3 separate regions of the Mus musculus genome follow, and all the other regions are linked to region 2. The links are chromatin loops, found by intact Hi-C in ENCODE. Cell type or tissue: heart. All regions are shown on one strand.

Region 1 (2,500 bases), 72 kb after region 2:
CGACAAGACCGTGAGGTCATCAGAGAAGCCTGTGATTCTAAGAAGCCTGTGATTCCGGCCCTTGCTTTTCCCCGTTCCTCCATCTGCCCATCAGGTCCACCTGCCTGTTTAGGTCTAACTCACCCCTTTGATCTCTGATGACACAATCTCACTGGCCAATTGATTTTCGTTTGTGGGAGATTGAAGGGCATTATGTGAGAGCCCCTTTTATGCCAATTGTTCCATGAGAAACGCTCTATTTCCCCATTGAAAATGACAGCGGGTGCCCGTAAAGAGGCAGTGCAGTGTGCAGGAAGGACCGGCTGCCTCCCAGCTCATGGAAGGCCACTGGAGAAAGTAGTTTCATTAAGTACTGCTCGCGTGCGTGCCTTGTGGGTGGTCACACCCATCTCACCATGCCCTCTAGACCGTTGGGACTCGGAAGAACTGGTTTCTTCCTTAGGTGTCTTGGGACGTTTTTTCTTTTAATGAACCACTTGAGACTGCTCTAAAGGGTAGAGTAATTACTGCATAGTGTCAAGTCTGTCTTTGCTCTCCCCAAAGCCCCTACTCTCGACAATAAGGAGATGGTGAGTATGCCTGCCGTATGCCTTGAAAATCAAAGATGGCTGACTTCTGAGCTAAAGGGACTCCTCCAGATTTTAACGATTCACTTAGAATCCTGTTTGTAATCTTCCACCGAGAACTCTGTCCAGAAAGTGTCCAGAAAGAAGGACTATACGTTTAGCCTGAACCCTAATCTTTAGCAGACCATCAGATGTATGCAGTTGATTGGACCTACCATGGGCCATACCAGGAAGGGAGTGTTGGGTGGGACCCTTTCTTAAGACCATCCTGGAGAGGGGACATGGTTGGCAAGATGACTTATTTGGTAAAATGTTGCAAGCGTGAAGTCCCGAGTTTGGATACTCAGTATCCCACATTTTAAAGAAGCCAGGAACAGCAGTGTCTGCCTATGATCTGAACACTAGGGGGAGGAGACACAGGAGGATCCTGGGAGCTCATTGGTCAGCCAGTGCAGTTTCGTCAATAAGCTCCAGGTTCAGGGAGAGATCCTGCCTCCACCAAAAAACAAAAAAAAACATCAGAGAGTAATTGAGGCAAGTTCCTAAGATTGACCTCAGGCCTGCACACACACAGACTGTCATCCCATACGTGTGTAGGCACACACGAAAAGACTCCAGCCCGCCTCTGTCTGAGGGAATAGGCTTTTGTCAGAAGTCCTTTTCTACTTAAATTTTCACCATCCTTGGGATCTATTACTCTGTTCAACGTGGAGTGAATGGATGAACAGGACTCGTTGTTAAAGGCAGCCCGGGCCAGCTGGGAACACAAGGCCTTGGTTTTCCTGTGTCCAGCTTACATCTGCATAGACAGAAACTCAGCCACCAGGAGAAACACCACATGTGTGAGACTGAACACAAAATGTCGTGGCGTGGATTCCTCTGTGGCTATTGAGGAAAGGGTGTCGACGTGAGAACTTCTTGAGAGAAGCTCAAGGATGTGGAGTGTGGAGTCACATAGTCATCTGGATGCCAGCGGGGTGAGTGTCGCAGAGCAGTCTCTGGCCTTCGGGAACTTGGCCTCTAAGAATCTGAGCTGGAGTTGGAAATCCACATAGGGGGCGGGGCGGGGGACAAAGCTTTTCCATCAGTCCCGAGTGTCAATAAAGCACTTCCCTCTCCTGCCATCTCAGCTAAGTGCCTCTTAAGTGCTCATTAGTGGGAACTGGTCTGCAGAGGGCTGTGTTCGGATTGTGGGCACCAGGGTGTGATCAGCAAAGGTGGCTTTGGGGACTCTGGCTCTAAAAAGGTGAGAGGGAACCCGATGGACTATGTACTCAGATGCTGGCGTTTGATATTCTTTAGGTTGGGCTTTGGCTTGGGGGTTTGTTTGGTTGTTTGGTTGGTTGTTTATTGAAACAGTTTTACATAGCCCAGTTTGGCCTCACACTGTCCTTGAACTCCTGATCCCCCTACTCCTACCCTGCCACCTCTACCTGCCCCCAATGCCGGGATTACAGAAGTGGGCCATCCAGTACCGGAAGCAGAAGTAACCAGGGATCCTGAGGGCTTCGGGGAGAGCACAAGTCGGTGGTTTCCAGGGGAGATGGGCCCACCCTGCACACTGGAACACAGGAGAGTTTTGTTGATTGGACGTATTGATTTTGAATTCAGGAAATTTCAGATACTGGATTGCTGGCTTCTTTCAACAACCGGGAGGCACGTGGCAGCATGGCCCTGCCTTGTTCCGGAGCAGCTGCAGCCAGACATGAGTGGCCACTGCAGTGTCACCCGGGTGCCCAGCTCTTCTCAGCCTGCCTGTCCATGTCCCCTCATCCCCACTTCACCCAGACATCTGGATTAGAATGCTCAGTGGGGAGTGTGCTTGCTGAATTCTGAGTCCTGCCAGGTTTGTGTGACCAAGCAGTGCTGTAGAAAGAGGGATAGGATGAATAATGGGACAGAGCTGGTGACGCTAACCATCCAGCTTAACTGTG
Region 2 (2,500 bases):
CAAGATAATGTGGTTTAAAACAGCTGGGGTTTTTAGAGCAGAGATGGAGCTTCGAAAGGTCTTCTCAGCGCCCATGAACGTCAGCCAAGTTAGAGACTTCTGGACGAGTCTGAATATTCCTCCAGATTCATACTGAGAAATAAGGGATTTTGGGTTGGGGGTAGTTCAGATTTGACAGTCATGTTATTGCATCAACATAATCTGGTAGCTACATGTTCATCTGACCTCATCTACTCGGGGCAAAGAGGAGCAGAGAGCATTTAATGGTGTCCTGTTGTCAGCCTGAGAAATCATTAGCAAATGAACAGGAAACTTTGGAGAATAACTACAATATAGCCCTGTATTTGCCTACCACAAAATTCTCTGTACTGTATTAATATGTTTTCATTTTAATTTTTCTTTGCAGAGTATTGGGAAAGGGTCATTGTGGTGCATCGACCCAGAGTATAGACAAAATCTAATTCAGGCTCTGAAAAAGACACCTTACCACCCACCTCCTACTCCTCAGGCTTATCAAAGGTAAGTGACTCGCACTATCGGGGGTTTTTGTTTTCTTAAAGTCTCCTGGAATTTTGTTATTTTAGCAGAGACAGTCTCTAAAACTAATTTAGTAGGCCGTATGAATGTTTTAAAAATAACTACAGACTAATGGGAAAAAGAATTAAGTCTGATGAGGAGGCACATCCATTGGCTATGCATTTCCTGGGAAGCTTACCGCTTCTGTAGCTCCGACTGAGCGGGTGTGGCTCCGGAAGGGCTCCTGGTAGGTAAATAGCGTCTTCCTGGGTAGAATCGGTTACAGAGGAAAGTGGACAGCTTTTCTATCTCTGCGGGTCACGCTTTGTTGGAATAAGAGCGGTGAGGCACACAGGTGATTCCACCTTCCCATGGCCTGCCTCTAGAGATGTGGAAAGAAGGCAGGCTCGGTTGTTGTCATCCGGTTTCCATGTCGACAGGCTCCTGAGTGATGGGTTTGTTGTGGTTACTAAGTGTTTGTCTTGAGAACCATGGCCACTTTCCCTCCTCACGTGTCTGGCTGTCATGAGACTGAGGTCATGAGTGCATTTTTACAAATATACAATGGGAGGGGTGTTAGGTAGATTGTCACAGTTTAAAAAGCATGTCAGTGCTAAGTTAGAAGAAAGGGCCTTACAGAACAAAGAGCCGGATTTCAACCTGTGGATGGAGTCTTAGCTCTTCACGGTGCTTGTCATCAGGCCCACTAAGAAAGTTTGAAAATTACTTTATTTAAGTGTACAGCTGTTTCACTTTCATTTATGTCTGTGTAGCATTTGAATGCTTGGTGACTGTGGAGGCCAGAAGAGGGCATTGCATCCCCTGGAACTGGAATTACAGGCGATTTGAGCCACTGTGTCAGTGCTAGGAATTGAACCTGGATCCTCTGGAGGAGCAGCCGGTGCTCTTAGATCACTAAACCATCTTTCCAGTCCCCTACCAAGAAGTTCTAGAAGGCATGTAGCAGCATTTCCTTTGTTAACTGGTTAAGAGAAACTGCCAGTGGAGTAGACATTTATGTTAATTGGGAATGGCCCGGTGTCAGAAGGCTGGGGAATTTTACAGTCCACTTGCAGATTTTTCTGTTCTGATGTTTATTCTGCAGGAGGGCACACAGAGTGAGCCTTCCAACGTGGCATTAATGAAGTTCTTGTGCGTTCCATCACAGACCCTAGACAATCAGTCTCCGGCAAGAGACGGGAGAAGCAGCTGGGCTCTATGAGAAGACTGCTGTATGTCTGCCTTTGCTAGGCGATTAGCGTGATGGTAGCCATAGTAACTGGAGTGTCTCCATAGTAACGCGTAGCTGAGACAGGTGCACTTGCATCACAAGGCTGTTTGTTGCCTGGCAAAAGGACAGGCCATTAGTACTTAGACATAAGCTGTTGCCTTAGAAACAAATAACCCTACATAGCAACTACAGTTGGTTCGCAAGGGTATTTTTGGGGGGCTGGGGGAAGGAAGGTTGTAGCTGCTTTTGTCTGTGTTCATAAAAATCAGTGGAAGCATACTTTATTTGAAATGACAACTCGAGGTCATATAGCTGTAGGAGGAAGAGATGGGATTTTCCAGAGCAGCCTAGCCTACATTGTAGGAATGTCCAGAAGGGGAGAGCCATATGCCTGCCTCTCTTCTTGTGATGGTAGCCATTCCTGAAATAGAAGCTGGGATTGGGGTTAGAGAGTTGCTTTTTTATGGGGTTGGTGGGGAGCCTGGCACTAATTATTGCAATACTGTCGATATTCAGTTTCCAAGCCCACCCCACTAGTTTCTCTAGTTTCTCCCTTAGAAGTATGTCACACCCGTTTGCTTCTAGCAAGTTAAAAATGTAAGTGTTATTCACTGGGTCGTGTCATTGGTTCATTTAGGCCAGTGCCTTGTTGCCAAATGTGACCCCCAGGGAAACACTGCAATTATTTAATAATTTGAAGGATTATAATAGAACTCTGGGGGTAGCAAGTAGAATACACACAGGCCAGAGGTA
Region 3 (2,500 bases), 130 kb after region 2:
TGGCAAGCTACCCACCTCCTCTCCTGGCACTGTTCAGTCCTGGCAATTAACAGGCTAGCTTGGTTGCTAGAAAGGGCTCCCCCCACCCCGCTTTGTCATTGTGCTTTGTAGCCACTGCACTTCAGGTCACCAAGTGGCAGCCCCTTAGATTTCTTCCCTGTTTGGCATCCGAAAGTCTAAGCCAGGGCCAGCACACTGTCTCTAATGCTCAGTGAGTTTTAGAAAAGAGTCTGCCTGAGACGCTAGTGAGAACCCAGGAGCCCTGTGCCCCCTGCAGGGGTCGGACTGCAGTCCCGAGGGTCACCCCCTCTTGTTTCAGTTGTCTACTGCAATTTGCAGAGAGGCACAGTTAATTAAAGCCTTGGCTTCTAACAGTTCGTGCCCCTGGTGTCACTCAGTGTGTGGGATACATTCTGCAAGAAGGGCCATCGCGCGCAAAATGCCACTTCCAGAACAGCCAAGAGCATGGCTGTCTACTCATCTTACCTTCTGAAATCAAAATCTATCCACCTACTCCAGTCTCTCCCTAAAACGTGGTGGTGTAGACGGATCTCAGCTGCTCGCATCTCCTGAATCACCTGCCTAGTAGCTCCCTTGACAATCCTTATGAATCATCTTTAACCCCTGTGGAGAAACTAGGTCACCATAAGCCATCTCCAAAGGCTTATATAATCCTTGGTTGGAATTTTCCCAGAGACGGAACTCTCAATAATAAACAAAACAGCAGAATGGACCAAGAGGGGTGGGGAATGCTGTCTGGAACCGGGGTATATGTCCTTTATATAGGGCTCCACAGAAGAAAGACCACAGGAAACAGGTTGTGCCCTGCCTGCCCTGCCTGCCGTGACAGCCCTTCCCCAGCCTGCTTCCAAGCAAGCAGGTGGAAAGGGTGCCTTCAGGGGAGGAATGATGGCAGGAATGGCCTGCTGCTCTACTTATGGCCTCTCATAGTGTTAGCCAGGGCTGCCCTCCAATGGCAGAGCTGCAAGCTCCCTGCTGAGGTTAATTTTAGACCTTGCAAAGACTAAGGGAGATGCATATCAAAGAGCGAGGCAGGTGAAGTGCTGATGGCCAGCACAGTGTGCAGGAATGTTTGTTTTATGCCTCGGACCTTTCAGAACAGAAATGAGCTTTAGACCCTGGAAAGTGGCTCCGTCAGTAGTACTTGTGTGAGCACCTGAGTCCCAGACGTGGGGTTTGGGGTTAGGGAATACATGCCTGTAATTCTGGTGCTAGGGGGGCAGGGACAAGCAATCCCTAGCTCAATGGCCATCGAGTATGCACTGATCCATGCTGCTTCTCCCTGGCCAGGTGTGAGTGTCACAGTCTAGCTGATTTGAGAAGGCCTTGGAGACATTTAAGAAAACCAGTAAGTGCTGGGGAGTCTGGTGCTGAAGCCTGTGCAGTGGCTCCAGCAACCGTTCTCTTCTCCCGGGTTGCTGGGAGAAAAGATGGGAATGCTGTCGACCAGAAAGGGATGCTTAGACCTCTTCTACTGAGCACACAGAGTTAGAAGTTGCCTTCAAATGTGTATTTTCTTTAGTATTTGACTGAGCTGCCTCCTAACTCCATCTCAGAACGTGAGGTGATGGGTTGTGTTGGTCTTTGAATGTATTGATTTTTTTTTTTCAGGAGGTGCATAGTGAGAGAAGGGGTCTTAGTCAGGGTTTCCATTGCTGTAATGAAACACCACAAACAAAAAGCAAGTTGGGAAGAAGGGGTTTATTTGTCCAGGTCATAGTCCATCATTGGAGGAAGTCAGGTAGAAACTCAAGCTGGGCTAGAACCTGGAGGCAGGAGCTGATGCAGGGGCCATAGAGGGGTGCTGCTTACTGGCTTGCTTCATGTGGCTTGCTCAGCCTGCTTTCTTATAGAGCTCCAGGACCAACAGCCCAAGGATGGCGCCACCTACCATGGGCTTGGGCCTCCCCCATTGATCATTAATTAAGACAATGCCTTACAGCTGGATCTCATGGAGGCATTTCCTCAACTGAGGCTCCTTCCTCTCTGATGACTCTAGCTTGTGTCAAGTTGACACACAAAACCAGCCAGTACAGAAGGGAAAGAAAGATGCTAATTTTAGGCTAAGGGCAGGCGACTGGGCTCATATTCCTGCCTAGTGTTCAGTGGAAAAGGAGACGGCTCTCAATGCCTTTTTCCACAGAGCCATTGTGAACTGGCTGTGCCAGTTTCCAGAGACCTCATTCCTGACACTTGCGGGTGGGGACAGAAAGGAGAAGAGATGGAGGCACACTTAAGTGTCACAGCTGGCTCTTGGCAGCCAGTGAGCGGGCACATGCATGCTCACCATCTCAGTCTGGAGTGTGCTGCCAGTGAGGAAAACCAAGAAATGGCAGGGACTGGAGGCCAGACTCAGCAGCTCCCCTGAGAAGGAGGGCTGGGTTCAGAGGGTGAGCCACCTTACGTAAACGTTCCCAGGCAGTTTCAAATCTCAGGCACACATCTGCTACTGCTGCCAGGTTGCTTTGAAATGAATACA

Evidence for each region. Peaks named below come from ENCODE experiments on the same cell type or tissue, not always from the same donor. Only the 100,000 strongest peaks of a DNase experiment are listed, where the experiment ranks them.
Region 1: a loop joins it to region 2, with 2.0 times the contacts of the local background. A loop is called at or near these places in 2 of 42 quality-filtered maps.
Region 3: it touches region 2 in a loop (2.1-fold over the local background); 3 of 42 quality-filtered maps call a loop at or near these places.

Annotation. Positions count from the first base shown.
Region 1 is chr12:99,267,006-99,269,505 of GRCm38, reverse strand. All of the region lies in intron 4 of Foxn3 (forkhead box N3), which reads left to right. Among named protein-coding and RNA genes, the nearest start is that of Gm46371, 62 kb to the left of the region's middle. In heart, a CTCF peak has its summit at 961 (motif pointing right); a DNase peak (open chromatin) is centred at 1,455; H3K27ac peaks cover 394 bases.
Region 2 is chr12:99,339,441-99,341,940 of GRCm38, reverse strand. Foxn3 (forkhead box N3) reads left to right here. Exons shown (of 6, transcript NM_183186.2): 3 at 407-519. It overlaps 3300002A11Rik (RIKEN cDNA 3300002A11 gene), which reads right to left and starts at 910. Exons shown (of 3, transcript NR_166805.1): 1 at 716-910. RefSeq lists an enhancer at 670-2,500. In heart, a CTCF peak has its summit at 1,314 (motif pointing right); a DNase peak (open chromatin) is centred at 850; H3K27ac peaks cover 591 bases.
Region 3 is chr12:99,214,110-99,216,609 of GRCm38, reverse strand. The region is part of intron 4 of Foxn3 (forkhead box N3); the gene reads left to right. Among named protein-coding and RNA genes, the nearest start is that of 4930474N09Rik, 53 kb to the right of the region's middle. In heart, a CTCF peak has its summit at 973; a DNase peak (open chromatin) is centred at 2,309; H3K4me3 peaks cover 129 bases; H3K27ac peaks cover 2,037 bases.